Regions from separate parts of the Homo sapiens genome. Here region 2 is linked to region 1. Evidence: chromatin loops called from intact Hi-C (ENCODE). Cell type or tissue: IMR-90. All regions are shown on one strand. Links, peaks and the distances in the headings refer to the core of each region. The heading gives the core; the rest is flanking DNA. Region 1 overlaps SLC6A6 (solute carrier family 6 member 6). Region 2 has its middle 83 kb from the start of LSM3.

Region 1 (14,770 bases), core at 5,087-7,586:
TTAGGAAAGTGGTTTCTATTGTGGAAACCAGGAGTTTGCTGGGGAAGGACGGGGGGGCGGGGAAGACCACACTAAGGTAGCTAAAAATTCCCCAACTTAACCACCCCCCATGCTTTTGCCACCCATCAGGGCCAAATTGCAATACAAATGTTTAAAATTTGGCTTTGTACTCTTTGAAATTTGGGGGATATCTTGGTGGCGGGGGGGGGGTCCATTTTAGAAACCAGGCTCGTCCCCCCTCAAAGCCCCCTGGGGTCTGGCTTCATGCCTGCAGTACTTGGCTTACACACTAGGTGGCAGTGCCCACCACCACTGCCACCGATACCACCGTACCTGACTCAGCCACATCAGCAATGTCCACCCCTTGCTCTTGTGCCATGAAGCCCAGGATGGAAAAAATTGCGAAGCCAGACACAAAACTGGTACCACTGTTCAGGCATCCCAGCAGCATACAGTCCCTAAGTTACACATATGTCAGGGAGCAAGTTAATTCACAACACAAGGAAGCCACGCTCCCTACTTCTCTTTTTCTTTAAACATCATCATCATCATTTCTAAAGTCCACCAGGCCCGCCGGCGCAACACTTGCCTGTACGAGTTATACTTGTACTTGTTGTAGCTCCCCAGCGAGGTCATAGCCCCCAGGCAGATGGCATAAGAGAAGAATATCTGAGTCCCAGCGTCAATCCACACCTATGAGGGGGAGGGAGGTGGCAAGGAAAGAGAGGAGGGCTGTCAGAGCTGGCTTCCTGGAGGAGGCAGCGAGGGTTATGTCCACCTGGCGATGGCCTGGGGACGGGACCTTGCACATGCAAATGGAACATTTATGCTCGAATCCAAGGTGCCTTTCAAGGCAGTACTGAGCTGCAAGGAGCCCCAGAAATCAAACACCCCACCTCCCAGCGACCTAGCATCAGGGTTAAGAGGATTCAGAAGCAGATGGATCTGGATTCCAACCCTGGAATGACAGTGGGCAAGTAAATATCACTCCTGCAGTTTATAGATAGTTTTCACATCTATAAAATGGGCTCCTTTGCCCTACCCCATAGAGCTATTTCCCAGGTTCAAAGAGTGGCGATTCAGCCCAGTGCCAGTTACATGGCAAGCCCGTAAGTCAAGGCTGCTGTCACCACCATTGTTGTTACTGTTTGCAGACCCCCGAGTTAGAATGCAGAAGGAGGTCCCAAGGAACTATGCAGGCAAAGCTGCTCTCCAGAATCTTCACTAAGCAGCTCGTTCCCAGCTGTCCTCCAAGGCTGGCCAACCCCTCTCACAACTGTGTCCTGTCCAGGGGGAAGGGTGGTGGGGAAGGAGAGCACAGGCCCTTGGGAAGCAACCGGAAGGCCCTGGGGATTCAGGTCCTCAAACAAACCCAGAAAATCTCCCAGGGCTTTCTCCACCTCCCCAAGGTCACAAGGCTGAGTGCCAGAAGGTGTGCTTTCGGTATCTGCCCGTGGACCCTCCAAGGCCATTAACTCTGAATTCCACCCTCAGCCAAGGAAGCCCGCAGCTCTCCAGGCCCCGACTCTCCCATCCCCAGGATGCAGCAGCCCTTGTGGCTGCAGTGGGCAGAAGCTGGGTCCGAGCGGGAGACTTGCTCATCAGAAGATTTCTCCCCCTTGGTGCAGGGCCTAAAGCAGCCTCTCTAAGTGGCCACCCTCAGACGTCCTTGACATGAAAAGAGATGCACACAGCTAGAAAGGTCCATCAGCACCGTGGACAGGCACACCCGCCACAGGCCCGGTGGAAAAGTACCAGGGGGCGGTGGCCCAGCTAGACCTGTGCACTGAAGAACCACGGAAGATGTGCTGCCAGTGGCCTCTACATCCTGCCCTGTCCTGTGCCGGCCCAGCCCTGGATGGGAGGGAGGATGGTGTGTCCCAGCCCCACAGTACCTGTGGGTCCTCAAGGCGGGTGATGTCAGGATACAGATAGAACTTGATGCCTGCGCCCGCGCCCGGCAGCGTCAGCCCTCGGACCAGCAGCACCAGGAGCATGGCGAATGGAAAAGTGGCTGTGAAGTAGACGACCTGCAAGGGCGAGAGGGATTCAGGAGGCCATGGGCATCACTTGCTGCTGCTAAGTCTGAGCATCCTCTCAGAGAGGCAGAGGGGAGCACTGGTCAGGATCAGGAGTTCTGGAGCCAGGTTTGCTGTCTTACTTGCTGTGCGGCCTTTGGCACATTGCTTAACCACTCTGGGTCTCAGCTGCCTCATCTGTAATCTGGGTATATACAGGTACCTACCTCACAGATTTCTTTTTTTTTTTTTTTTTTTTTTTAAATTTGAGACGGAGCCTCGCTGTCACCCAGGCTGGAGTGCAATGGCACGATCTCGGCTCACTGCAACCTCCGCCTCCTGGGTTCAAGTGATTCTCCTGGCTCAGCCTCTCGAGTAGCTGGGATTACGGGTGCCCACCACCATGCCCAGCTAATTCTTGTATTTTTAGTAGAGATGGGGTTTCACCAGGTTGGCCAGGCTGGTCTCAAACTCCTGGCCTCAAATGATCCACCTGCCTCAGCCTCCCAAAGTGCTGGGATTATAGGCATGAGCCACAGCGCCAGCCCACCTCACAGATTTACTGAGATTAAATGAAAAACATCCTATAAATAGTTTGTCCCAGGCACCATCTAAGCACAAAATACAGTGGTGGATAAGACAGAAAACAAATCCCTGCCTTCGTGGAACTGACATTCCAGGGCGTAGAGGTGGAAAAAGCAAAATCAGAGAGTAAGCTATCAAGTGCGTGTGTAGAAGCCTCAGCCCAGTGGTTGCCAACCATGGCATGTGCCCATTGCATGCAGGTCATATTAGTTAACAACTAACTACAATGTTGGTATGATTCCTATGGTTAGGGATCAGATAAGCAAGGGTTCAAATCCCAGCTCCGTCCCCTCATTTGCTGTGTGATCTTAGGCACATTGCTTAACCTCTCTGGACCTGTTTCCTCATGAGTAGAATTCAGATAAGAGTAATAGAAGCCCCTCAACAAGGGGTGAGCTGAGGATTCAATAGGATGATGCTTGTAACACTGCCACTCAGTAGGTGCTCCAGAAAGAGGGCCTGTTGTTGACACTGATTTTGCTGGAAGGACGAGACCTTCAGGGAAGAAAATGAGGCCTCTCAAAGGCCCTTAACTGGGAATAGGAAAGGCTCCCCGCTTCACCGGGCCTCTGGGAGACCCATGGCCTTCCCTGGGTCACACTGCATGTTCCAGACAGGCCAAGATCAGGTGTGAGGTGGGGACTAGAAACGATGTGGCCATCTCCTCCCAAAGACCTTCTCTCCTCTTGTCCTGCAAGCGCTGTTTGTGGCTTCAGTTCTCATGGATGGATTTTCCCATCTTATTCAACACAAGGAGTTTCCAGACAGAGATTATGCCTGGGAGGAGTTCGAAGGTGCCTGGCTGAATGGACAGTTCGATCCTAGTGTTTCAGGCAGGGCACTGGCTGAGTAGGAACGTCCCAGGCACAAGCCCACTTCATCCTCACCATGCCCCCCAGGACGGTGGTTTACAGTGGAGAAACTGAGGCTTGGTGGGCTTTAAGGACGTGCCCAGGGCATCAACGGAATCCAGGATTTGAACCCAGAGCCTGTGGAGGGCTAACCTCTGTGCAGAAAGGCATGAAGTGTTTTACTTCGACATGCAGAAAGTTCATGGTGGCCACCTTGAAACATTGAGACTGGTTGGCAGAGCCCTGGGCCGCATCTGGGGATCAGGGGACCTTGGAGGAACCACTGCACAGTCAATGCACCCATTTTACAGGAGAGGAAACTGAGATGAAGAGAACAGGACAAATGTGCCCATGGAGTTGGGGGTGCAGTGCCAGGGCACTGCTGGGGCCCAAGTATGTAACAGACACTGACCAATAGTGACAGAGCCCCAAACCTCACCTAGCTGGCACCACGACCCTCGACAGAGCAAATTCTTGTGGCCATGATCCCTTTGAGTAGAAACAATGAGAAAGGGGCTTTGGAAAAGGGCAAAAAGGAAGCTTTCAGGGCCTGCTTAGCTCAGCTGCCCTCAGCCCAACAACCCCTAGGCAGCGTTTATTGAGCACTTACTGTGTGCCTAGCACTGTTCCAAATGCTGTGACGTCTATTTTCACTGGCCCGTGCCCTAACCCTCTGAGGTAAGTTGTATTACTATCTCCATTTTGCAACAATAAAACTGAGGCCCAGAGAGAGTCCATCACTTGCCCAGGGTCACGTGGGCTTAAGCAACAGAATGGGGACCTGCCCCACAGCCCACACATAGCAGACCAGCAAAAAGCCTCCCACAACTGGCAGTTTACTGATTCTCCCCAAGACCAGAGGGCAGCCAGTAGGGAGGCCCTCAGGTCTGAAGCCAAGCTTAGAGGCTGGCTTGCCATGAGACCTCCAGGAAGCCGCTGTCCGCTCTAGACTGTTTCCCCACCAGGAAGTAAAGGGCTGGGACCGTAGGAGCTCTGAGGTTGCCTCCCACTCTGCCACTCTAGGTCGAGGGGTAGAGAGGCTGTGGGTCAGCTGGGGAGCCACCTCTACCAGGGGTTGCACGCTGCCTCTGCCACCCCTTGCTGGTGACCTGGGCCTCAGCTTCCCCATCTGTCCACTGAGGATAAGGGAACGCTGACCTTGCTCGATGGCCCCTGGCCTGCGGTGAGCATTCAAGAAGCCTCTTTGGCCGGCACTGTCAGGATGGCTCTCCGACACTGACAGGCTGGGCCCTACTGCTGCCTCTGCCCCCGGGCGTCCTTTGTTCCTCCAGGCCTCAGTTTCTCCAGCCACCGTCATCTCTTCTCCTTGAGGCCAGGAGCCTACATGATTTCCCGAGGATGGGAAGGCAGACGTGGAGGGCGGGGGCACATCAGGAAGCCACAGAAGGGGGGAAAGAAGTGAAAAAAGAAAACCAACCTGCCTCTCCCTTCCTGAGGACAGGCGGACAGGCGGCCAGGCGCCCCGACCAGTTCCCACCTCTGGGGCCCTTTGTGGGCCACACCCGGGCTGGCGAACAATAGCTGCTGACAGCAGCCCCGCAGGGGTCTCCAGAGGGCGGCCACTTCAAAGCCAGCCAGGCCTCCACTGGGCCAAGCAACCCAGTGGTCTGTGACCAGAGGGCTTTGTGTCAGGGACAGGGGTGTGGAGGTGGCTTTCTTTGTTTTCACGTAGTTAGTTTATTTAACAAGCACTTATGCAGTGCGGATTTTGTGCGGGGCACTCAGCTAAGGGCTTCGTGAGTTTTAACTCATTTAATCCTCAGACAACTGAGAAGAGCCAGGCATCAGCCTCACCTGCATTTTCTAGATGAGGAGACTGCCCAGAGAGGTGGGGGCACCTGCCTGCAATCACAGTTACTGGTGGTGGATGCGGGATGGATCCAGGCCAGCTGGTGTCAGGTCCCCACACCTTTGGGATGTGTGTCATTGTTCCTCCCCAAATCCTGGTCACGCCACCTCAGCCGTGTGAAGGGAAAATAAAATCTCAGGACCCCAAACTCACTATGCAGAAGGAAAAAGTTAAGCTTGGGAAGTGAGTCACACACACGCACAAAACCGGCCTGCTTTCTGTTCTTCAGCAGAGAGTTGTGAGATACAGGCCACGTATCTCCCCAGGCGGCCTCCCTCACCCTGACAATGTAAACTCACAGCTCATCTTCACAGGTGCCGGACAAAGAGACAAGAAATGAGCCATCCACCCACACATCTAGGCATGTGTCTCCTTCCTCCACCGTGTGTACACACCCTACCCTATGGAAAATGTGTGTGTTCTCTACCCTATGGAAAATGCAGATTTGCTGAGAGACATCGTGCATAATTACCTGAATTACCTGTTCCTCTGTCCCTTCCTGCTGTTTCCCCTTACATTTTTTTTTTAAGACACGGTCTCTGTCGCCCATGCTAGAGTGCAATGGCGCAATCAAAGCTCACTGCAGTCTCAACTTCCCGGGCCTAAGAGATCCTCCTACCTCAGCCTCCTGAGTAGCTGGGACTACAGGTACGCGCCACGATGCCCAGCTAATTTTTGTATTTTTTAGTAGAAACAGGGTTTTGCCATGTTGACCAGGTTGGTCTCGGACTCCTGAACTTAAGCAATCTGCCCTCCTCGGCTCCCCCAAGTGCTGGGATTACAGGTGTGAGCTACTGTGCTGGGCCTCCCCTTTAGTGTACTGAGGTTCTCAAAACTCTCTTTGGAAAAAGTGCAGGCCACAGATCCTACTGTGGCTCAGTCTCTTTCCTGAGCACATCTTCAACCTTGGCAAAATAAACCTCTAAGCTCATCGAGCCCCCTGTCTCAGATGGGTTTTGGTTTACAGTAGCAGGTTTGAAAGCCACCCTTGCTTTGCAGAATCTGCTGCTCCGAGGACAAGCCCCTGAGAGCCATGCTTTCAACTTTTCTGTGGCTCCCCCGGGATCCCCAAGGGACAGGCTGGTGCTAGCTGCTGCCAGGGGCCTCTGGTGGTGGCCCAGCAGGCCTTGCTGTGGGACGTGGTATTTTTCCACTCTTGCTGGTGAACCTCCGTGGCTCCTCTGAGCCCTAGACCCAAAAGCCCTGTGGCCCAACTGTCCAGGAAACTCACAAGGACAACTTTTCTCCATCCCCTCTGGGCAGTAGAAAAGAGGGTGGCTGAGCAGCAGGGGGAGCCGGGCATCCTTTGGGAGGTAAGTGTCTGGGCAGCAGCAGCAGCAGGGGGAGCCAGGCATCCTTTGGGAGGTAAGGGCCTGGGCAGCAGGGCTCGCCATTGATCCCAGAGATCCTAGGCAGGCCCTAAGGATCCTCAGCGCCCTGGCTGTTGGTGAGGGGCTTCACTAACTCATTTCACATAAGGGGAAGGTGAGGCTGAGAAAGTGAAAGGGCCTTGTTCAAAGTCATGCAGTCTGGGGGATCCAGAGCTAAAAGGACCTGGCTCTGACTACCCCCTGCTTTGTTTTTAACCAGGCAAAAAGAGCTGCTCCGGAGGCCAACAGCGAAGAGCCCCAGCCTCAGTGAATGTCCATGCTCACTCCGGGGCCTCCTCCCCTGTGCGTCTGCAGGGCTTGCACTTCCTGTGTGAGTGTCTGGATCTCTGCCCCCTTCCCAGACCCCACTCTGTGACAGCAGGGACATGCCTGCCACACGCCCTACTTACTGCATCCTCAGGCTGGCACGGGGGTGGGCACAAGAGGCGGAAGAGTGTGGGGCACCCAGGTCGGGAGTGGGGCCGCCTGGGTCCAAATCCCAGCACAGCCACTGACAAGCTGTGGGATGCTGGGCAAGGTAATGAGCCTCCTTGAACCTGAATTTCCCCATCTGTAAAATGGGACTAATAACTGCACATACTCCAAACCATGAGGAGGATTCAATGAGCTACCTAGCAGCACTGAGAATGCTGCCCGGCACTCACAGGCTACTGCGCTTTCGCCACCGTTATCACTATTTGTTGAATGGATTAATGGCAGCCTAGTTTCAACTTCCTGGAATAGTGAAAATTACAAAAAAGGAAACTGCAACCTAGAGAGGCAAAGTGACTTGAACTCAGATCCTGAGCCTCTCAGGCTGGGGCTCTCCCTCCATTACCCTCCAACTCCTCCTTGCTGGACTAGACACGAGAGCAGGGCCTTGGCAGGATGAGGTCCATCTGCTGCCTGTGGGCCCAGCCCCCACGTCAGCCACAAACCTGGTCTGTGGCCAGGGCTGGAAGCCATGGCCAGCGAGCAGGCAGCCTCTCAGCCATGGGGCTTGAGGAAGTTCACAGAGCCTGACTGTGTTTGTCTTGGCTTCTCTGGCCTGGCCCAGGCTCTGCTATTGTTCTGGGAATCACGCCCACCCCTGGGAGGCCTACAGCCACCCCACGAAGGAGGTTGTTGCTAAGGGTGAGAAGGGAGGACCCGTGGAAGATCACGTCTTTGCTCGGCCACAGCTGCAGCCTGGCACCCTCTCTCTGGCTTTGACACTATTCTCCTGTATTCTGCATTATGTCTCAAAAGTTGCTCACTGTCCCTGGCGGACATCAGCCTCCTCCATCAGACTGGGTGCTCCCCAAGGGTCTGGGTCAAACACACCTCAGGGCCTTTGCACAGGCTGTCACTTCTACCTGGAGATTTTCCCCTCCACATACTCACCTGGCTCAGCCCTTCACTTCCTTCACATCTTTGCCTAGAGTCACCTTCTTGGTAGGTCTTGCCTGGCCACCCTATTCAAAATTGCTCCCAACACTCCCCATTCTCCTTCTCTGCTTGACTTTTTCCCATAGCTCGCATCCCCATTTGACTCCTATATATTTTTCCCATTCGTTTTGTTACAACCTGACTCTTCCTGCCAGGCCATCAGCTCCTGGAGCACAGGAATTTTTGTCTGTTTTGTGAACCACTGCATGTCCCCCAGCCCTGTTTCTACAAAGCACCTGGCACACGGTAGAGGCTCAAAAAATACTAGTGCGTAAGTAAGTGATGATGTCTCTAGCACTGCTCAGGACCAGTGCTCCACAGAAACTTTCTCACTTCTGTGTGGGGAAACTGAGGCAGAGTGAAGAAGGGCATGGTGGCATGTGCCTGTGGTCTCAGCTACTCAGGAGGCTGAGGTGGGAGGATGGTTTGAGGATGGCTTGAGCCCAGAAAGTGAGCTGAGATCAAGCCACTGCATTTCAGCCTGGGCAACAGAGCCAGACCCCACCTCAAATTACAAAAAAAAAAAAAAAAAAAAAAAAAGAAGAGAATTAGCATTTACAGAACCGTCTGTGCCAAGCATTGTGCCAGGTGTTTAACACACCTCATTTTAACCCTACTATCACCTATTTTATAGAGGAGGAAACTGAGGCTCAGAGAGGAGGAAGTGACCTTGGACAAGTCACTTGACCTCCCTAAGCCTGAGTTTTCTCATTGTTTAAAGAAAGGAATAAAATGGTGTGCTTGTGAGACAGAGAACCGGGGTAGCACAGTGAAGGTGCTCTCCAAGGAGGTGCAGGAGTTACCCATGTCCCCTGCTCCCGCCTGTTCCGGGCAGGACCGTGCTCACTGGTGGGCACGGGCAGGTGTCCAAGGCCTGGACTGCTTCCCTTCCACCCTTGGCTTCAGGATGGCAGGGTGGTTCTGCCCCAAGAAACAAGCAGAGGGCACTGTGTGTGTTGGAGGGGGGTGCACAGGATCACCCCCATTCTACCTCTTGCAACCCTGGAGTCCCAGGTCTTGCAGGGTAAGTGACTGGAATAATTACTTGGATCTCTACAAATCTATGATTTTGCCTCTTTGGGGGCTCTTTATCCAGGGAGACACATTCCTCAACCCTCAATTCCACTGTGTGGCTGGGGCAGCTAAGGTCACTGCCCACAGCTCCATCTGGAATGCTACCTTAAGACGCTCCTTTGACTTTTGGGGGTTTTTTGATCTTAAAGAGACGTTCCCTCTTTTGGGATGTGAGTCACTGGGGAAAGCGTTGACAGGGCACTATCTAAAGGCAGATGAGCAAACGCCTTTGTTCTTTATAGCTTAGGGCCCTGGGTTCAGGCTCACACCTGTGATCACAACATACCCCCGCACCAGCCTTTGGCATCAGCAAAGCCATGACAACAGCCAGTGTCTAGGTTTTCAGGGAACAGTTCAGCTCTAATTAGTAACAGGTAACATTTCAGTTATGGGTTAACATTTCCACTATTGCTAATGTATCAGTTATACCTAAAACCTTAAAATTACAAGCTAACATTTTACATTTGTTAATCACTAACATCCTAGTCACTATGTGACATATTAATCAGCAGCAAACACTCCAGTTATGAATAATACTTTGGTTAACAGCTAACACCCTGGCCATGAGTGGATGATTTAATTATCAGCTAACGCTTTCCTGAACAACTAACATTGGAGGTGCCGGCTGAAATGTTAGTTATAACTCAGTTAATCTGATTTAGCAGCTAAAATCTAAGCCAGTGCCTCTCAACCCATAAAGTGCTCTTGGATTATCTGGGGATAATGTTACAACGCAGCCTTGGAGTTTGTAGGTTTGGGGCAGGCCCACGAAGCTCCCTGCAATGCTGATGGGAATGCTTGTGGCCCCCTCTGCAAAGCGAGGGTCCATGCTGTGGCTAATGGCTCTTACCACGGTTGCTGGCTAACCTCCTGTTACCAGCTAACCTATTTATTAGAAGCCCAACATTAGTTATCTGCTACCATCTGCACTGACTGCCAATACCTTGAGATGAGAAAGCTGTGGTGGATGGGGCTAGCTCGTGTAGGCTCCTGAGAGCCTGGCTCTTCAATATTCAGGAATTCTGTGAGCTGGTCATTAAACTGTGGACAGCTTGAAAGCAAACATGGTGGGAGCACTGACACCATGAAATGGACAAACGCTACAACAAACCTGAGTTTTACTTTTTTCCAGAGGGCGGGCTTACCAGCACGCCACCACTGGCCACCTCCCTCTTGGGGCGTGGCTAATTGCAGGCGGGAAGTGGGGGAGAGGGCCAGCCTGGCACAGCTCTCCAGGAGGCAGGGGACGGACAGAAGTCCAACTTACCTTCCCAGTGGACCTGACGCCCTTCCAGATGCAGAAGAAACACACTAGCCAGACTAAAAGAAGGCAGAGAGCGAGGTCCCATTTCAGAGAGCCTGGGTGGTCGATTCCAGGGGACAAGCTCAGCACGTTGCGCCTTGAAGCAAACACAGAGCCAGGAGTCAGTGAGGGGCCTGGCCCTGGAGTAGAGAGAGCCAAGGCTCGGACATTAACAGGCTGGGGGTCAAATCCCACCTGAGGCGCTGCATTTACATAAGTCACCTCACCTTTCCAAACCCAGGAATCCCCATTTGTCTTGAGACAGAGTTGTTGGAAAGAAAAGAAAAGGATAGACTCAGACTCCAGATTCAGGCAAACCCAGGTTCAACTTAGTCTGGCCTCAGGCAAGTTAAGGAACCCCTGAGCCTCAGTTTCCTCATCTGTGAAATGGGCACTGATTTTCTGTTGGGACTTCAGCAGAACCTTCTTCAGTGCCAACCGTGGGCCAAACACTAGGTTCAATTCTCAGCTCTACTGTTTGTTCCGTCACTGACAGAACGAAGTTAGCCAACTTTCCCAGACCTCTGGCTCCTCGTCTATAAAGTGTTGCCCTCCCCCAATATTGTCCCTTATTATTTTATTCATCCCTGTGTAACCTGGATCTCTCACTAAAATGTAAGTCACACAAGGTCCTAAATTCAGGGTCTGGGATGCAGCTAGCACTTGATAAACCTTTGCAGATGTTAACTGTGGTGTTCAGATGCCCAGGGAAGTTTCAGGCACACAGCCGGCACCTAAGCAATGCTGGTTTCCTCCCCTGCCCTGCCAGGGTTTTGAGGGTCTCAGAGAGAGGCAGGTAAACGGTTTTAAGGATAATTGGCACGGGACAGTCACCAACCCTGCCCAGGATGACACGGCAGAGCGTGGGTCTTTGGAGTCCAGACTTAAGCCTCCCACCAATCCGAGCTGATTCCTGCTGCCCTGCTAAACAAGCACACAAGTACCTACTCCCAGACATTCTTATGGATGACAGCATCTGAAAGCAGGCCAGGGCGATGCAGGGTACTGACAGCCCAGGCCATGAAACTTGATGCCCAGAAGTGGCACCCATGGTCCCAGAGCTCTGACTGCTGCAACAGTGATCGAGGACAGCCACGCTGAGAACAGAGACATCGGCCCTGCCCACTGGGCCTCCCAGGTTACCTGTCCACCACAGGCTGCTGGCCACAAGAGACAGGGTCTGCATGCTCCAGGGTGTTTGCGAACCCCTGGAAGAAGCTGAGTTTCCTTCTAATGGGAGTCAGCTCCCTGTCTGAAGGTCACACTCCCATGCAGGAGGGGCAGGGAGTGAAGTGTGACTCTGTGCCTCAGTTTCCCCTTTTGTAAAATGAGAATAACAGCTCCTGCCCAGGATGCTCTTGGGGAAGCATTCTGGAACATCCCAAGCTTTCAGCCAGTCCGTGGGATTACCCCCACAGTCAGGGCTCTGGTTCTCGGAACACACACCAGGCTAGACCCTTTATCATTTTTATTTTATTTTTTTTAGAGAAGCTTCAACATAAGGACTTTGAATAAATCCAAGATTCCCTTCTCAACTGGTATTCAAGCAAGGCCTTTCTTTAGTTTACTGCTGTGTTCCCAGCACCTAGAACAGCATCTGGCCCATTGGAGGACCTCAATAAAGACCTGTTGAGTGAATGAGTGAATGAATGGACTCAACTGGGAGGACAGCAAGTTCACATGTCACTGTAGGACCGATCCGTGAAATACTCCCACTAACAGCCATAAGACAGGACAGCTTTTCTTTGCCCTCTTCTTGCTGGTCACAGCGACATCAGTGGGCTCCCCCTGGCACCAGGGATGTCAACATGATAATGCTGATGGACGAAATAAAAGCTACCAGCAACCACCTGCTTTCCAAGGCCTTTTCAGTTTATCTCATCTGATCCCAGGAGTAGAGGCCATTCACCCCATTTTACAGATAGGGAAAATGAAGGCTTGGTGGGTCCACTTGCCCATGGTCACAGAGCCAGCAGGTGACACAGAGCTGCCACCCCAAGCCCACACCTGTCTGACTCCAAAACCAGTGCTCTCTCTACTCCACTACACTGTTGGTCTGGTTTTAAGAGAAAACAGAGCCTAAATTTTAACAATCTCTTCAGTCCTCTGCTATATGCTGATTTAACAATCTCTTCAGTCCTCTGCTATATGCTGGGATCACCTGGCACCTTGGGGCAGGGGGCATCCCTATAGGGCAGGCTGGCGGCCAACCACATCCCAGCTGGGGCCCTGCCAAGCATGTGGATCTGGCGCCTGCCACGGCTTTAAAACAAAAAGCCTTTCCTCATTCTGCAGGGCTCAGCACCTTCAGTGAAAGCCAGGGCAGGCTGGGCAGTGGCCCAAGACTTCCTTGTGAATGGGCAGCACCAGGAGAGGAGGAAGAGCACCTTTCCACCATCTCCCAGGCCCACCAGGTGCACTATCCTCCGTCTCAAAGGAAGCCTCCCTGAGGTTCTGGAAGACTCACTGTAGAGCCCCTGTCTGTCTTCCGCTGTCCTGTCCCACGCTGGGGAAATGTCTGTGTTGCCCACCAGACCCTGGACATCCCAAGGACAAGGGCTTTATATGCTGATAAGATGCCCAGTCACAAGACAGCCTTTCCTTTGATTCTTCAGGGCAAGCTGGCTGAGAAGCTTAATACTCCAGAGCCCTGATTCTGACCATACCCAGCCTGCAGCCAGCTCATCTAACAGCATCTGCCCTTCTCCTACCACCATGCTGGTCAAACCAGTGGTGCCCAATACTGATGGGAGGCTGCCACACTGACTTGTTCGGGGCAGCTGACCAGCTATGGAGTCTACAACAAAGAAAATGAGTCCTCCGCCTCCTTCTCCATTGCTGGTGGTAGTCCCTTTGTAGGACCTCATGGTGCCATCCAGGGACGTTTGCTTTGATCAGGCAATTCCATTCCTAGGATTACCTCCTATAGTTACATCTGCATGGGTGGCCAGAGACATAGTACCCCCCTCAAGCAGTGCTGTCTGTAGAGTGAAAGATTGGAAATGACTCAAATGTCCATCAAGAGGAGCTTGTAAACTGTGGAGCAGGCACACACTGGAATACAATGCAGCGGTGTAAAACAGGAAAGTTCTGTGTCCTACTAAGGAGCTCGGTCCTGGAGACAAAATGCAGGAAAGAAGCAAGGTGAAGAACAGTGCATGAGACATGCTCCCTACCGTGTAAAGAGGGAGGGAGACAGAGACACATTTGTACTTGAATACACACACACTATTTTTGGCAGGACACACAAGAAGCTGGTGGCAGTTGCTGCCTGTGTGGGGGAGGGGGATGCACTTTGCAAAGTATTTTTGCACTATTTCAATGTTTTTAATGTGCACATATCACCTTTATAAAAGTTATTTTAAATTCTTGAAAAGCTTTATAACGGGCCACGTGAACATACTAGGGCTGAAACCAATGTATCTCATCAATCAGGATTTGTCACAACACAGCCTGACACAGGCTCAGGGCCAGAGCAACCGACATTCTTTCCAAAGACATCTCGGGCAGCCATGCAGGCTGAATCTCAGGCAGGCCCCTCCACAGTCCCTTCCGTGTCTGACTTCCAGGGTCTTCCCAGCCAGAAAGCAGCCGATCAGGATCCCAGCCAATCCCTACCCAGCAGTGAGGGCGTGCTCAGTAAACTGTAGAGTGTCGTGCCGAGGGAACGCCATGGCGCCCTGCCACTCACCTGTGCCTCCTAAGTACCCCAGGAGGAAGCTGCACAGGCTCCCCACAGTGTTAACACAGCTCTCCCAGCACAGTCTCTGCCCCTGTCCAGGCCCCTGACGCCCCCAGGATGATTTCCAGCAGCCTCTTCGTTGGTCTTCCTCCCTCTACTCCTGCCCCAACAAGTCAGAGGGAATCTATCAATACCTATGTCAGGCCACATCCCTCCTCTGCTCCACGTCCTCCCAGGGCTCCCGCTCCCCGGCCAACACGGCCCTTCTGACCCTGCCATTCAGACTCACTTTTAAGAGCGAGGGGGTGCCAATTAGTAAACACACAGGTGAACGGGTGTAAAGGGGAAGTGTTCTGGGCAGGCTGCGGGTGCGGGCGCCCAAGCCCTACCCTCATCCCCCAGACTGCAGCATCACTTCCTCCTCCTTCAGCCACCCTAGCTGCTATCTGGGCCATTCCCTGAACAGGTCGAACGCGATCCTGCCTTAAGGCCTTGGACCTAACTGCTTCCCTCAGCCACTTGTTCCAAAACTCCCTCGCTCCTTTCCTTCAGGTCTCTGCTCAAAGGCCACATCCCCAGGGCAGCTGTT
Region 2 (14,770 bases), core at 6,445-8,944, 200 kb after region 1:
CCTTCTTGCTGTGTCCTCACATGGTGGGAAGGGCAAGGGAGCTCTCTGGGGCCTCTTGTATAAGGGCACTAATCCCATTCATGAGGGTCCCACCCTCATGACCTCCTCACCTCCCAAAGTTTCCACCTCCCAACACCATCACCTTGGGGATGAGGGTTGCAACACATGGATTTGGCATTCAGACCATAGCAATCTCCATGTAAATTTTTAAATTTAATTGTCTTAAAAACTAAGAGTAGGACCCAAGGCAGTGGGGGAACTGTGGAGCCATCAGTTTGGCTCTGAGATCCTTGAAGGGTCAGCTCAGTAAGGAGAGGGAAAGTAGCCTAGGGACAAGGATTTTATCAGGAAGTCAATATTTTGTTAAGCTCAAGGGAGGCTCTACACACACACACACACACACACACACACACACACACAATTAATGGGGCAGGGAGGGCACTGGGCTGAGGTTGGCCAGGCCTGGGAATTGACGTCTTCTTCACCTGTGTTATAACAACAGCAACAAGGGGTAGGCATCACAGCCTCCACAACCGTGGACACTCACCGCAGGCCAGGCACTCAGCCAAGCACCTCTCAGGGGTTAACTCACGTTATCCTCTCAACAATGTCACTGTACAGAGGAGGAAGCTGAGGCACAGAGAGGCAAAGAGACTTGCCCAAGGCCCTACCTGACTTTGTAGCCCTCTAACACCTCAGGCCTCCTGACCAGCCCCAGGCCCTGGACGCTGAGGTGACAGGACACAGGGGTGGAGCAGCAGGATGGGCGGATGACAAATGTCTTGAGCACTTGCTTGGCCTCGGGCACAGACTCACTCATGGATCCTGCTGGGGAAGGGCAGGCAGACAGCACACAGGGCCACCCAATGGCAAAGATGACTGTCAAAGAGGCAGATGTGAGCAGCCCTGGGCTGGGGCAGGGGAGGCGGGAGTGATCTAGTGAGCTGGGAAAGGCTGGGGCTTAGAGGCAGGTATTCCCGGGTAGACCCCAGCTCCCACCTTGGCAGATGGCTCCTGTCTCTACTTGCCTTCTGATTCCTTCTTTAAAATGAGGAGCATTGCAACACCTGCTCCCGACCCAGGCTGCTGCCAGGCTCCAGGGCTCAGGCAGGGGACAGCAGGAGCTGCAGAAAGCCAGCTGGCTTCAAAACCTGAGAACGGCCCAGACCCCTGTCAGCAGGTGTCAGGGGAACTTGTGACACACCCATGCACGGAATATCATGTAGCTAGGAACAAGAGCAATTACAGTCACACGCAGCGTGGGATCTCCAAGAGTGATGAGCAAAAGAAACCAGGGAAGGAAAAGTACAGACTGGACCACCTCATTTACATGGAGTTTCAACTAGGCAAAACTCACCTATGGTGTTAAAAATCAGGATCGCGGGGACCTCTGGGGAAGAGGCAGAGAGGCTTTGGGGGACGGTGGGCACAGATGTGCTCACTTTCGACAACTCTTCAAGGGGCTGGGAAGTGGTGACCCGAGACAGGGCCTCACTGACCCCCAGTTTCCTCCTCTGGGAAGAAGATTTCACAAATGGCCCTGCCTGTTGAGGGTGTCGCGAGGGTCAGATGATGGCAGGTGACTTGTGGGTGTGGAGATGCCCCATGAGAGGCCACCATGGAAATGGTGGGTCACGAATTTTTGAAGCAGAGGCCTCTGGTGGGAAGAGCTCCCAAGAGAGAGCCCCGTGTCCTCTTCTATCCACTGCCCCTGCCTCCACGGCTGGAGGCCCTGGGCAGCCCTGGTGTGCGTGGGACCTAGGGGCCTCTGCCAGCTGCCCCAGCTTCCCTGGGCCCGGCTCCCAGAACTCTCAACCAGCAAAGCCCATCCAGCCTGAGCTAGGGAAGGATTCAGGGTGGAAATCCAGAGCCGGGGGCTGAGAGGGAGGCATCTCGGGCAGGGTGGCCAAAGGCTGGGGTGGGCAGAAGCCAGTGCAACGGTAGCCTTCCTCCCTCCACTCCTCAAAGCCCCAGCAACACTGCATCTCCACTGTGTTTCCTGGGACAAGCCACGGGGCCTCGCTGATCCTCAGCCTTCTCATCCATCAGGGGTCTGTTGTGGGGGTTAAATGAGATAATCAACTATTGGTGCTGAGTAAACAGCAGCTGCAATTGTCATTTTTACTGCTATCTCATTGTGGGGAAGGCTGTCTAGGGCATAGAGATGGAGAGGCTGTGAGGGTCCAGAAGAAAGCTTAGATTCATACACTACCCTTGTATACACTTTGCAAGTGAGGAATGCAAAACCCAAGGTCAGAGGCAATTAGGCCAGGGAGCCAGGGGGGCCCCCCAAGGCCCAGCCTCCTCAGTCCCTGTACTGACATTCTCACGTGGACTGCTTCCCACATGGCCACTCTGGAAGATGTACAGAAGGCAGAGAGGCTGCGGGCCAGCCTGGAGGCGGGTGGGAGATTCCCTGGGAGAGTGCATGCGCACACACACATGCACACACACTCGCCACGGTGGGAATCCCACGTTAGTCATTCTGTTTTAGGACTGGGAGCGTAATATGGAGCCGGCTTGCGCTGGAAGAGTGGGAGACGCAGATGCACCCTCTAGAACTGCCAGAGGCTTCTGCATGACTCAGAAAACTGGAAGAGGCCCCGCTCACCACTGACTTCAACTCTTCATTTGGAAAATCTGTTCTTTTTACTTATGAAATATTTCAGACATATAGAAAAGTACAGAAAGTAATGTAACAAACACCTGTGGATTTCTCACTTGGCTCCAGTTCTTTATTTTAATTAATTCATTTTATTATTTTTTTTTAGAGACAGGGTCTCGCTCTGTTGCCCAGGATGGAGTGCAGTGGTGTAATTACAATTTGCTCCAGGTTCAAGCTCCTGGGCTCAAGCGATCCTTCTGCCTCAGTCTCTCAAGTAGCTGGGATGTCAAGTGCATGCCATCATACCTGGCTAGTTTATTTTTAATTTTTAGACGCAGGGTCTCATTATGTTGCCCAGGCTAGTCTCCAACTGGCCTCAAGCAATCCTCCTGCCTTGGCCTCCTGAGTCCCTGGGATTACAGATGTCTGCTACCACAACTAGCTCCAGCTCCAGTTCTAACAGGTTGCTGGTCCTGCTCCTCCTCCTTCACTGATCATTTTCGGGATATAGTCAGAGCCCTCAGGCAGCCCTCTCTGATTGCATTTCTGTCTTTGTCTCCCTCCCGAGGGAATTAACTCCTTGCATCTGGAGTTTACCTTCCCATATTTGTTTTCACACATACATCTGTATCTATAAACATTGGTTTTGTTTGCTCTCAAACTTAATGGGACTATGCTGGATGAGTCACCCTTCAGCTTATCGTTTTGACTCAACATCACGTTATGGAGGCTCCTGCACACGGCTGCACAGAGCGTGAATCCATTCATCTGCAGTCTGTACATAAGCCACGATGCATGAAGCCCTTCTCCCGAGGATGGACTCCTAGGCCGTCTCCAGTTGTTTGCCCTCAAGTCAGCTGAACTTGTCTTCCAGAGCACTTGTGCAGAGTTAACCTCAGAGTGCAATGGCTGGGTCACAGGGTCAGGGCGTCTTGCGCTTCCCTTGATGATGCCCAACTGCTTTCCAAGGTGGGGATGCCACTTCACACCCCCACAGCTGCATAGACATCACAGCATTCCACACTGTGAGCAGACCAAACCCTCCCTTCTTAAGTGTGTAGGCTGAGATTGTGGGGAGGCAAGGGGTCCAAGATACCAGAGTCAGGGGCAAAAGGAGCCAGTACTGGAGCCCAGGTCTACGGATGTTGCAGTTATCTATTGCTGTGTGACAAACAACCCCCATGCTTAGTAGTTTGATTTTGCTCATGAATCCACAGTTCAGGCAGGGCTTAGAGGGGAAGGCTCATCTCTGCTCTGTGTGGTGTCAGCTGTGACAGGTTGGCGGGGGGGACCATTTCCAAGATGGTGCACTCATGGCGAGTTGGGGCTGGCTATGAGGGGGAGCTCAGGGGAGGATAAGGGTGGGATGAGGGTCTTGGTTTCATTCCACTCAGCCTCCTTACGGGCTGCTTGGGCTTCCTCAGGGCCTGTCTGGGTTCTGAGAACCAGTATCCCAAAGCTGTCATAGTGGCTCTTCTGCCATACTCCATTGGTCAAGCAGCCACAGGCTGCAGATTCCAGGGGAAGGAGGGGCTAGGTTGCACCCTGCCTCCTGATGGAAGGAACATCAAAGAATTTGGGGGTCATGTGTGAAAACTGACGCACCTGACTTCTGCAACATGCCTTCAATAATGTAAGGTTCCAGATGCTCCGACAGGCAGAAGGTGAATGAGTAGCAGTGTCCGCTAAGGACCACCCTTGTCATGCATGACTCCAAGCACCCAGAAGCATGCAGACCAACAAGGACCTAAAGCAGAGCCTCCCAGAGTCCTGGGCTCCAGTGATAAATCTGTTGATATGCTTTATTTGCCTGGAAGGAGAGGTTTTTATGTAAAAATAACTATCGGCTGTATCAGTCTATTCTTGAATTGCTATAAAGAAATACTTGAGACTGGGTAATTATAAAGAAAATGGGTTTATTTGGCTCATGGTTCCACAGGCTGTACAGGAAGCACAGCAGCATCTGCTTCTTGGGGGGCCTCAGGAAGCTTCCAATCATGGCGGAAGGCGAAGGGGGAACAAGGCACTTCACATGGCCAGAGTGCGAGGAAGAGAGAGGGGAGGTGCCACACACTTTTAAACAATCAGATCTCGTGAGAACTCTATCACAAAAACAGCACCAAATGGGGAAGTCCGCCCCATGATCCAATCACCTCCCACCAGGCATCACCTCCAACACTGGGGATTATAATTCAACATGAGATTTGGATGGGGACACAGAGCCAAACCATATCGTCAGTGTTTCAAAACTGGTAGAAGATTTGGCAACACTGAACTGTCATTTCCAGACGGCCCTGCTGGCCAAAATAAGGAGCGACCACCGGATAAATCCTCTGGTTTACTGCAGTCCCCGACATCCTGAACTGGCCGCTATGGGCCCTCAGGTTGGCAAACCCTAGGTCACGAATTCTAAGACATTAGAAAGACATTGGGGAATAATCATTCCCCAGTGGTTATTAGTGAACACAGTTCAGCGAGTACAGCTGGCAGACAAATGCATGGTGCTGATACGAAGTCCTCAGAAGATGTTCAGCTCTCTAGGAAGAACAATCCCAGAAGGCTTTCCAGAGGAGGTGACATCTCAGTAGTCTTGAAAAATGAGAAGGATTTGGGAGGCCAAGGCAGGAGGATCACTTGAGCTGAGGAGTTTGAGACCAGCCTGTGCAACATTGAGACAGCATCTATACAAAAAAATTCAAAAATTTGCTGGATGTGGTGGTGTGTTCCTATAGTCTCAGCTCTTGGGGGAGGGGACTGAGGTAGTGTTACAGTAGGTAGCTAGTCAGACATGAGCAGGGCAGGAGAGGGCCCTGCCTCCGGATCAGGAATGTGAGGTGACCATCAGGTGACGGTCAGGCGGTTGTTAACTGTCCCTCTAAAATAATGATAATTGGTTACAGCCAGTGCTGGGAAAGCCGGTCTCCCAATAGATAGAAACACCTGAAGCTGGTGATCAGCCGCTTCCTGATAAGATCTCAGGAGTTGGGTGAGTGGGCTCAAGCATGTGCATTAAGAGGCAAAACGGTGGGGTTTAATTGGTATATGAACTTCCTCTAGGAATGCTAGACTGGTAAGAGAAGAATACCTCCAGTGAGCACGTGCACAACTCCAGTAAACACACTGTGCTGGCCGGCCACTGTGCATGTGGACAGCCACCCAAAGGGAAGAATCAGGGGAGAAGGGACACGACCCCCTGGAAGCACTCCAATGTATAAAACCCCAAGTCAAAGGTCAAACCATACACTTGCACCTCTCAAGTCTCCTGCCTGGCCCTCTTTTTGAGTGTACTTTACTTCCTTTCGTTCCTGCTCTAAAACTTTCTAATAAACTTTCACTCCTGCTCTAAAACTTTCTAATAAACTTTCACTCCTGCTCTAAAACTTTCCTCAGTCTCTCACTCTGCCTTATGCACTTTGGTCAGACTCTTTCTTCTGAGGAGGCAAGAACTGAGTTTGCTGCAGACCTGTGTGGATTCACCACCACTAACTGTGGGAGGATCACCTGAGCCCAGGAGGGCAAGGCTGCAGTGAGCCATGATTGCAGCACTGCACTCCAGCCTGGGTGACAGTGTGACCCTGTCTCAAAAGAAAAGAAAGAAAGATGGGAAGGAGTTGTAAATATTCAGGCCTCCAGAAGCTAATGAGTTTGGTCTCTAGTTGGACATCTGAACTTTGAGATCAGAAAAGAAGCAGAAGCAAGTTTCCTCTGGATATCTCTCCCTGCAATCCCAAATCCAATCTCTGCAATCCCTGGTGGAAATAAAAAGCAAAAATGGAGGCACTAGTAGGTGATGATTTGAAAAACATCCAAAGATGCCATGATATTTTCCTCATTGCTGGCCATCCTGCCTCAAATGTCACCATCAGCACCACCATGTAGATTGCAACATTCCGTAGAAAGCACTTATTACTTGAGGGGGAGGTCATTTCTTCACATAAATCACTCATTTGCCCATCAGTCTGAGGCAGTGTGGATTCATTAAGCTGTCAGATTAGCTAGCATAGAGGAGTGCCAGGAAGGAGATGGGGGAGTGAGTGTTGCTAAAGAGAAGACAGCTGTCCTGGGTGATGCTCTCTGCTGGGAGCAGAGCCCAGAGTGGGAGCCCTGAGCACACTGGGGTGAAGGGTCAGACAGGAGGCAGGAGGAAGAAGGTGAGAGCCTCAGGGGCCACCATTCTGCAGGACCTCAATCTCTCTTTTCCAACTGTAATTTCCTCTTCCACCTGACCTTAGTGTGGACTTCTTCACACTAAAGTTCTGGAAGTCTAGGATTCCATAAGTCTAATCTTCCAAAATACTATGATCCCAAGCTGTTATGGATTCTCAGAGTTGCAAGATCATTTTCTTAAGTACGGAGATAAAGATGATAAAGTATTGATTAAGATGGCGTTATCTTTGAAAATGCCAGCAAAGATACTGTGGTTCTAAGGTTCTCCTTCTAGGTGTGATGTTCTCCAGGGTCTAAGTTTTAAAATTCAGTCCTTCTAAGATTTTATGAAGCCATCAACATTTCCCATTTAGACTGAGCTGGAAGCCAGCAATCTGCAGTGAATCCAGTGATTTCTCTATGTTCTATCCGTACTGCTATTTTTCTTTACATTTAACATTTAAATTTAATTTAAAGTTTTTCTTTGGACTTAATCTCATTCTAAATAATAATAGTACATGAAACTGTGGGTTTGAAGGACAAATTCTATTTTTCTAAAAACCGACCAAATAAGCTCTGGTAACGTAGCTCCTGGCACCTCGAACCATCTCAGGCACCACAGGCAACTGGGATACCACATTTCAGAAGCCATTGCCAAAAACGCCAGTCCCTCAACCCCCAACCTATTTCTGCAGGGGAGAGCAAAGCCATCCGTTTACAAATGGGCCGCAGGTCACACCTAGGGCAGGAATTCTTTGGGCACTGAGAATGGGAGGTCCACCCATGGGTCTCCAGGGAAGGTCTTGCCCTGCTGGGTGGAGGTCGGAGTCTGGAGGTCAGGCGTCCTGCTAAGTGGAGTCTCTTGTGGACTGGAGCCAGCGGGGACCCTATGCAACACCGCCATCTAGTGGCCAGAGTGCAAGGCACCGAGGGCAGGAACTTGGAGACAAGTTTGCAGGTCCTGAAATTGGGAAAGCTGGAGAAAAGATAAAGGGACTAATGATTGAGAAACAAATAATTCGATAAAAATAAAATAAATTGTAATATGGAATCTAATCAAGTCCTAAATGGGCACTACAGAAACAACTTATGTGTCCACCATGGGGACTTGGTTAAAGAAATTATGGGATATCATCTTCGGGAATAGTGTGCAGGCATTGTCATAAGTGCCATGAGTGCCATGCTGACATGGAAAGATGCTCAGTTGAGTGGGGAAGAGAGCAGGAATCAGAGTGTCACCATGCAACTTATGCAAAATGTAAGTATAGATCCATTTCGGGCTCACATCTAGAGAGAATGTCCCCAACTCACCATCTTTCCCATGGCAGTAAATGCACCCCATTTACATGGCTGCTCAAGCCAGAAACCTAGAAATCACTCAGCCTCATGTCCCCCACCCTGACTGTTACACCAGCGCATCGCCAAGTCAGTTCTGTCTCTGAAGCCCACCGGCTTGTAATCCTCTCCACGACCACCACCTCTGGCCGGACCAGCATCATGTCTGGCCTGGATGACTGCAGGGGCCTCCAACCTTGCCCTTCTGCATTTTCCAGTACACAGCCCGGAGAATGGCCCCAGCGCCAGCTGGATCATGTTGCTTCCCTGCTTAAACTCCTCCTGCAGTTTCCTGCCTCACTAGAGTAAAAGCACCCTCAAGCCAACCTTGTTCCATACCCTTGACCCCTTCTCTCTCTGCTCCTGCTCACTGGGCTCCTTCAGGTCCTCAAATCTTTTGAGTTCTTTCCCATCCTGGTCTTTCCACCCACTGCTGGTTCCCGGCCCTGAGACAATCCTGGCCCTGCCCCATCCCTGCCAATTTCTACTCAAACCTGGGCACAATGCCGCCTCCTCAGAGCAGGCTCTGTGGGTGATATAGGATTTCACTTTTGTATCTTCTGATTTGTTTGGGAAATAAGTATTATTTTGCTATGATCAAAAAAATCAGATAATGTTCATTTTAAAATAAAATCAAATGTCTAGACCATTGGCACATGGTGAGTTCAGAGCAGGGGGAGGCTCAAAGGCTAGGGAAGGCTTCCTAAGGGAGGGGGAGCTTGAAGAAAAGGAAGCATTGAGCCCAGGAAGGCAAACAGAATTCCAGAAAGGGAAACTTGAACAAAGGCATAGAGGTGGCAGGGCAGCTAGAAGAGGTGGCACCTACTGATTTTGCTTGTTTAAAACCCTTAATTCTGGTTGTAACACCCATTTTTTTTCCTCTGAGGATGCACATTTCCCACATCCTCAGATCATGTGTTTCTAGTGAGGCTGATTCTCATGATATGGGTGTGTGAATTCAGCTGGGCCAATGAGAGCCTTTCCTGAGATTGTTGCTGCACCTATTGAAAAAAGTGTTGTCTTTCCAACAGAGTTGTCAAGCTGGAAGGATGCAAGCCCAATCTTTGCCACCACAAAGGAAGATAATAAAACCCATACGGGAGAAAACAGAGCCACAGATGGAGACAGTCACATTCCTGGTGACAGTGTTTGAGCACCTGGATCCAGCCCAACCTGAGGCCATTTTCTCCTAGGCTTTTTAGATCTGTGAACCAATAAATCCCCGCTTTAGGAGTTGGGCTAGTTTATCGTGAGTGTCTATCATTTATAACCCAAAAATTCCTAAGTTCCACACTAAGCTGGCTGGAACAGAGGCTTGCTATGGAAGACAGTGAGGGAGGCTGAGCAGACACGGCAGAAACAACAAATGTCATGGCCATTCTTTGGAGGCAAGGCCTTTATCCCAGTGGACTGAGGCATCTAGTGTGGGAATTGGAGAGTCTGAATCTCTGAGCCAAGCCAGAAATCTGAAACAACGATAGGCCCTCTCTCTTGACTGCCCACAAGCCACATTGTGTCTTCATTGACCCAGAAATCCTTTGAAAGGAGACCCAGGGACAGAAATGGCCTGGAGCAGCTCCTGTTCTTGGCTTCTTGGGGCTTTGGAAGGAAACCATCTAAGTCTTCCCAGACCGCACTGGGAAGGCCAAGAATCCACAAGACAACTGACCAGCGGGGAGAGATGGGTGAGGGTGGGGACCATTTGGGGCATTTTCCACTGCTCTTGCCCTGTTTGTTCGTGGTCGGTCTGACTGCTCCTGAGGGCCCTGGTCTCTGGCGGGGGCAGGGAGGGGGTGCTGCGGGGCTGGTGGAGGCAAGGGACACAGGCCTGTAGCTCTAGCCCAGAGTTGGGGCCCTCCTAGGAACTGCAGGATGGTGTGATACATGGAGACACCCCCAGCGCCCTGGAGGGGCAGTAGCTATGTCCTGTGCCCTCCCATCATGCCTAGCACAGTTCCTGCCACAGGGTTATATGCATGGCACTAGTTACCATTCAGAAAACAGATCCCAAGTGCTTGCTGGGAGTGAGTAGAAGAGGAGTTCACAAGGACCGAGGTGCGTGATCACGTCAGTGTCACTGACTTGTGTCTTTGGGGCTGACTTGTGCCTTTAGGGCTGTCTCCCATTCCGGCCCTCCTGTAACCGTCACATCCGGTCTCCACAGGGGCAGGACTCCCTCTGAAACCTCTGGCCTGACACCAGCCACATACCACTTTCCAGCTTTCGAGAGGTGCAGCTGAAGATGTGAATGAAAATCAATACATATGGGCAAAGATTCATTAAAATTCAATACTTATTCATGTTTTTTTTTAACTCTCAGCAAAAGAGGCACAGAGGAGAACTTTCTTAATCTGATAAAGAGTTTCCATCAAAGAAATGTGTGTGCGCGCACGCTCACACACACACACACACACAGCTAACATCATCATTAATGGTAAAATACTGAATGCTTTTCTCCTAAGGATAGGAACAAGAAATGGATGTCCGCCACTATCATTTCTATTCAACATTATACAGCAGAGCCCAGTTGTTTCGATGAGGCAGAAATAAAAATAAAAATAATAAAGTTTGAAATGAAACATACAAACTCATTATTTAAGATGATAATATTGTATATGGAAAAAATCCAAAATCCAATAATAACCTATTAGTATTAATGAGTAAGTTTAGCAAGATTGCTGGATATAATCAACATACAAAAATTAGTTTAGTGTGTATGTGCTGGCAACAATTACCAAATGAAAATTTTGAGGTGCCATTTACAATAATACCAAAATAATCATCAAATACTTATGAGTAAGTCTAATGAAAGAAGCACAAGACCTCTATGACGACACAAAACAGTGTAGAGAAATTAAAGAAGACCTAAATAGAGGACTGTAGCCTGCTTGTTGTTTGACCAGCTTAATATTATTACAATATTAAGTTGCCAGATTGATCTGTATGTTTAATACAAACCCATTCCAGCAGGTATTTACAAGAAAATTGGCATGCTGTTTTCAAAATTTATGTGGAAATTCCAAGGACCTAGAATAGGTAAAGCAATCTCACAAGAGTACGAAGCTGGATGACTTAATGTACTGGATGTCAAGGGTTTTTTCTAAATCCAGAGTAAGAAGGCAGTGTGGCATACTGTGATCCTAGTCAAGTGGACCAATACAACACAGTAGGGAGCCCAGAAACAAACCCACACGTGTTCAATCCCTGGATTCACAAGAAAGATGCACAATTCAGTGAGGAAAGGTGATATTTAATAAATGGTATTAGTTCAATTGGAGAGTCATATGGGGGAAAAATGGGCCTACCTCATATCATACCCCAAAATTAATTCGAGATCCATCATAGACCTAAATTAAAACAAAAAATCTTCTGGAAAATAAAATACAAGAATATCTTCATGACCCTGGGGTAGACAAAAATTTCTTAACCAAACAGGTTGAGAGATGTTTGAAATACATCTATGAAAATAAATACCAATATCCAGAACATACAAAGAACTTTTATAAATTAATAAGAAAAAGACAGGCTAGGCACAGTGGCTCATATCTGTAATCGCAGCACTTTGGGAAGCCGAGGCAGGAGGATCACTTGAGCTCAGGAGCTTGAGGCCAGCCTGGGCAACACAGCGAGACCATGTCTCTACTAAAATTAAAAAAAAAAAAAAATAGCTGGGTGTGGTAGGGGCACCTGTGCTCCCAGCTACTTGTGAGGGTGAGTTGGGAGGATTGCTTGAGCCCTGGAGATCCAGACTGCAGTGAGCCGTGATCACGTGACTGCACTTCAGCCTGGGTGCCAGAGCAAGACCCTGTCTCAAAAAGAAAAAGAGAAAGAAAAAGACAGACATCCCAGTTTTTAAAGTGGGCAAAAAGCTGTGAACAGAGACTGCACCAAAAAGCACATCTAAATAGCCAATTATCATATAAGCATTATTAACATCTTGGAAATGCAGATTAAAGTCACAGGAAGATGCCATCACACTCCTCACTAAAATGGCTAGCAGGTGTGGTGCACTGGCAGCTATACTGCTGTCAGCAGGTGGCCTGCAGCTGTCGGCTCCTCCAAGGTCTACCTCTGCTAGGAGAGCCACCCCGCCCTAGGTCATGGCCCTCCTGGGGCAGCCCAGATCAGGCGGCAGAGTGCAGCAGGGCTTAGAGGTCAGCCTTTTGTTTCCACTGGATGTGGGTCACGCTGCTGGGCAGAACTCACGCCAGCCAGCTCCCTGCTAGGTTAACTGGGGCTTTGTCTAGCCTGAGTCACAGCTCAGCTCTTCTCTCTGCCCCAACTTGTTCCTTCCTTTTCTCTTCACAGGTGTGGATCCCCAATAACTGTCTCCAGATCCAAACTCCATGGCCAAATCTGCTCCCAGAGAAACCAGCCTGCACAGTGAGGATGTGGGTATGGAGCAACTGGAACCCTCAACTATTGCTGTTTGGATCATCACTTAACACCACTTCAGAAAACTTTTGGCAGCATTATATTATATATTAGTATTCTAATGCTAAACTCAGTCTACATAGACCCTAAGACCTAGCACATTCTCTTCTAGGTAGATGCCCAACTGAAATCAGTGCTTATGTCCTCAGAAGCCCTGTTCACAGAAGCTTGATGCGTAATAGCCACAACTGGCAACAGACCAAATGTCCATCATCAGGAGAATGGATAGACACGTGGGGGGCAGTTCAATGCAATGCTAACAGCACATCAAAAGGAAAAAGGCTGCTGCTACACACAACATGGATTCAACACACAGGCTTTGTGTTCAACAGAGGAAACCAGGCACAGAAGAGTGCACATATCCTGTGTGTATATACACAGTACACACAACTTGTGTGGCTCCATTTACATGGTGACCAAACCTAGGCACAACTAATCTGTAATGATAGAAGTCTGGAGAATGGAGAAATTGAGGCTGGAGGGAGCTTGCTGGGGAGCTGCAAGTGTCCAATATATTGATTGACCCTGGGGGTGGTTGTATGCTTATATACACAGGCAAAAGTTAATCAAACCCCACCCTTAAGATGCACGCACTTTGCTGAATGTTACACTTGATAAAAAAAAACTAAGTTAAGAAATAGAAGTTCCAAGCCTTCACAGTGACCCACATTTACTGAGAACTTACTGTGTTTCAGGGCCAGTCATTTCATGCAGCAGATCACTCCATGCACACACACACACACACACACACACACACCCCAACAAATACATAAATACATCCTCAACACACACACACCCCAACACGTATATACTCCAATACATACACATCCTAATACACACACCCCAACACACACATATGCCCTCAACACACACCCCAACACACATACCCTCAAAACACATACACTCCCTAACACACACATACTCCAACACACACACACCCCAACACACACACACCCCAATACATACACACCCCAACACACGCACTCCAACACACACACCCCAATACACATATACCCCAACACACACCCCAATGCACACTCCAACACACATCCCAACACACACATTCCAACACACACCCCAATGCACACACACCCAACACACACACATCCCAACAAAAACATACTCCAACACATACATGCCCCAATACATACACACCCCAACACACACACACACAGCAACACGCGCATACTTCAACACGCACATACTCCAACACACACACCCCAATACACACACACATCAATACACACATACTCCAACACACACATACTCCAACACACACACCTTAATACACATATGCCCCAACACACACACCCCAACACAAACATCCCAAAACACACATTCTGACACACACATACTCCAACATAGCCCAATACCCACACACCCCAACACACACACAATCCCCCCACGGACACCAACACCCACATACTCCAACACACACATACTTCAACACACATACCCCAACACACGCCTTAAAACACATACCCCCAACACACACACAACCCAACACACACAGTTCAATACACACACAGACCAATGCACTCATACACAGACACACACACACACACACACACACAGTCTCACACATCCCCAGCTTCAAGGCACAGCTTAAAGCTAAGCCTGGGGAGAAATAAGAACCGTAGGTGCAGTTACGTGGTCTAAACTCTGGGATCCAGGCGTCTTGTCCTTAAAGTGGAAGTGATACTGCTCCCCACCTCCCAGAGATATTAGGGACACAAGACATTAGGCACATTCCAACACACACCCCAATACACACACACACAACACACACACACCCCAACAAACACATACTCCAACACATATACGCCCCAATACATACACACCCCAACACACACACACAAGATATTAGGGACACAAGACATTAGGCACAGGCTCTCAGAATGTAAGGACTGGCCATTGCAGGCCCTGCTGAGGGAGGACAGGCCCGAGGAACACAGGGTGTTGTGGGGAACACAGGCAAGGAAATTACACTCGTGGGACCTGGGAGGGTTGGGGCGGATATTGGTATAAATCTTTGCATCACTTATTTCAGTTTGCAAATCCCACAAGTACCAGTTCCTTCTGCAGCCTGGGAGGGCTGATTACACTAACTCCACCTACAGAGAAACCAAGGCTTACATTGTTGGGGGCCAGGAGAGCGATGAACGATTGCATATCAGTGCTTGTCCTTGGTTTTTGAAACACAAGGAAAATTGTGATTTCTTTCAGAGGACTGGCAGGTTTGGAGCTCAC

Evidence for each region. Peaks named below come from ENCODE experiments on the same cell type or tissue, not always from the same donor. Only the 100,000 strongest peaks of a DNase experiment are listed, where the experiment ranks them.
Region 2: a loop joins it to region 1, with 12 times the contacts of the local background. A loop is called at or near these places in 108 of 110 quality-filtered maps.

Annotation. Positions count from the first base shown.
Region 1 is chr3:14,453,776-14,468,545 of GRCh38, reverse strand. SLC6A6 (solute carrier family 6 member 6) reads right to left here. Exons shown (of 15, transcript NM_003043.6): 6 at 10,464-10,596; 7 at 1,896-2,030; 8 at 590-693; 9 at 334-458. Among named protein-coding and RNA genes, the nearest start is that of SLC6A6, 59 kb to the right of the region's middle. RefSeq lists enhancers at 6,771-6,820, 6,624-7,145, 7,146-7,667, 7,668-8,189, 8,675-9,175. In IMR-90, for the core only: a CTCF peak has its summit at 6,637 (motif pointing right); a DNase peak (open chromatin) is centred at 6,645; H3K27ac peaks cover 815 bases.
Region 2 is chr3:14,254,214-14,268,983 of GRCh38, reverse strand. No RefSeq gene overlaps it. Among named protein-coding and RNA genes, the nearest start is that of LSM3, 83 kb to the right of the region's middle. RefSeq lists an enhancer at 1,649-2,288. In IMR-90, for the core only: a CTCF peak has its summit at 7,657 (motif pointing left); a DNase peak (open chromatin) is centred at 7,643; H3K27ac peaks cover 447 bases.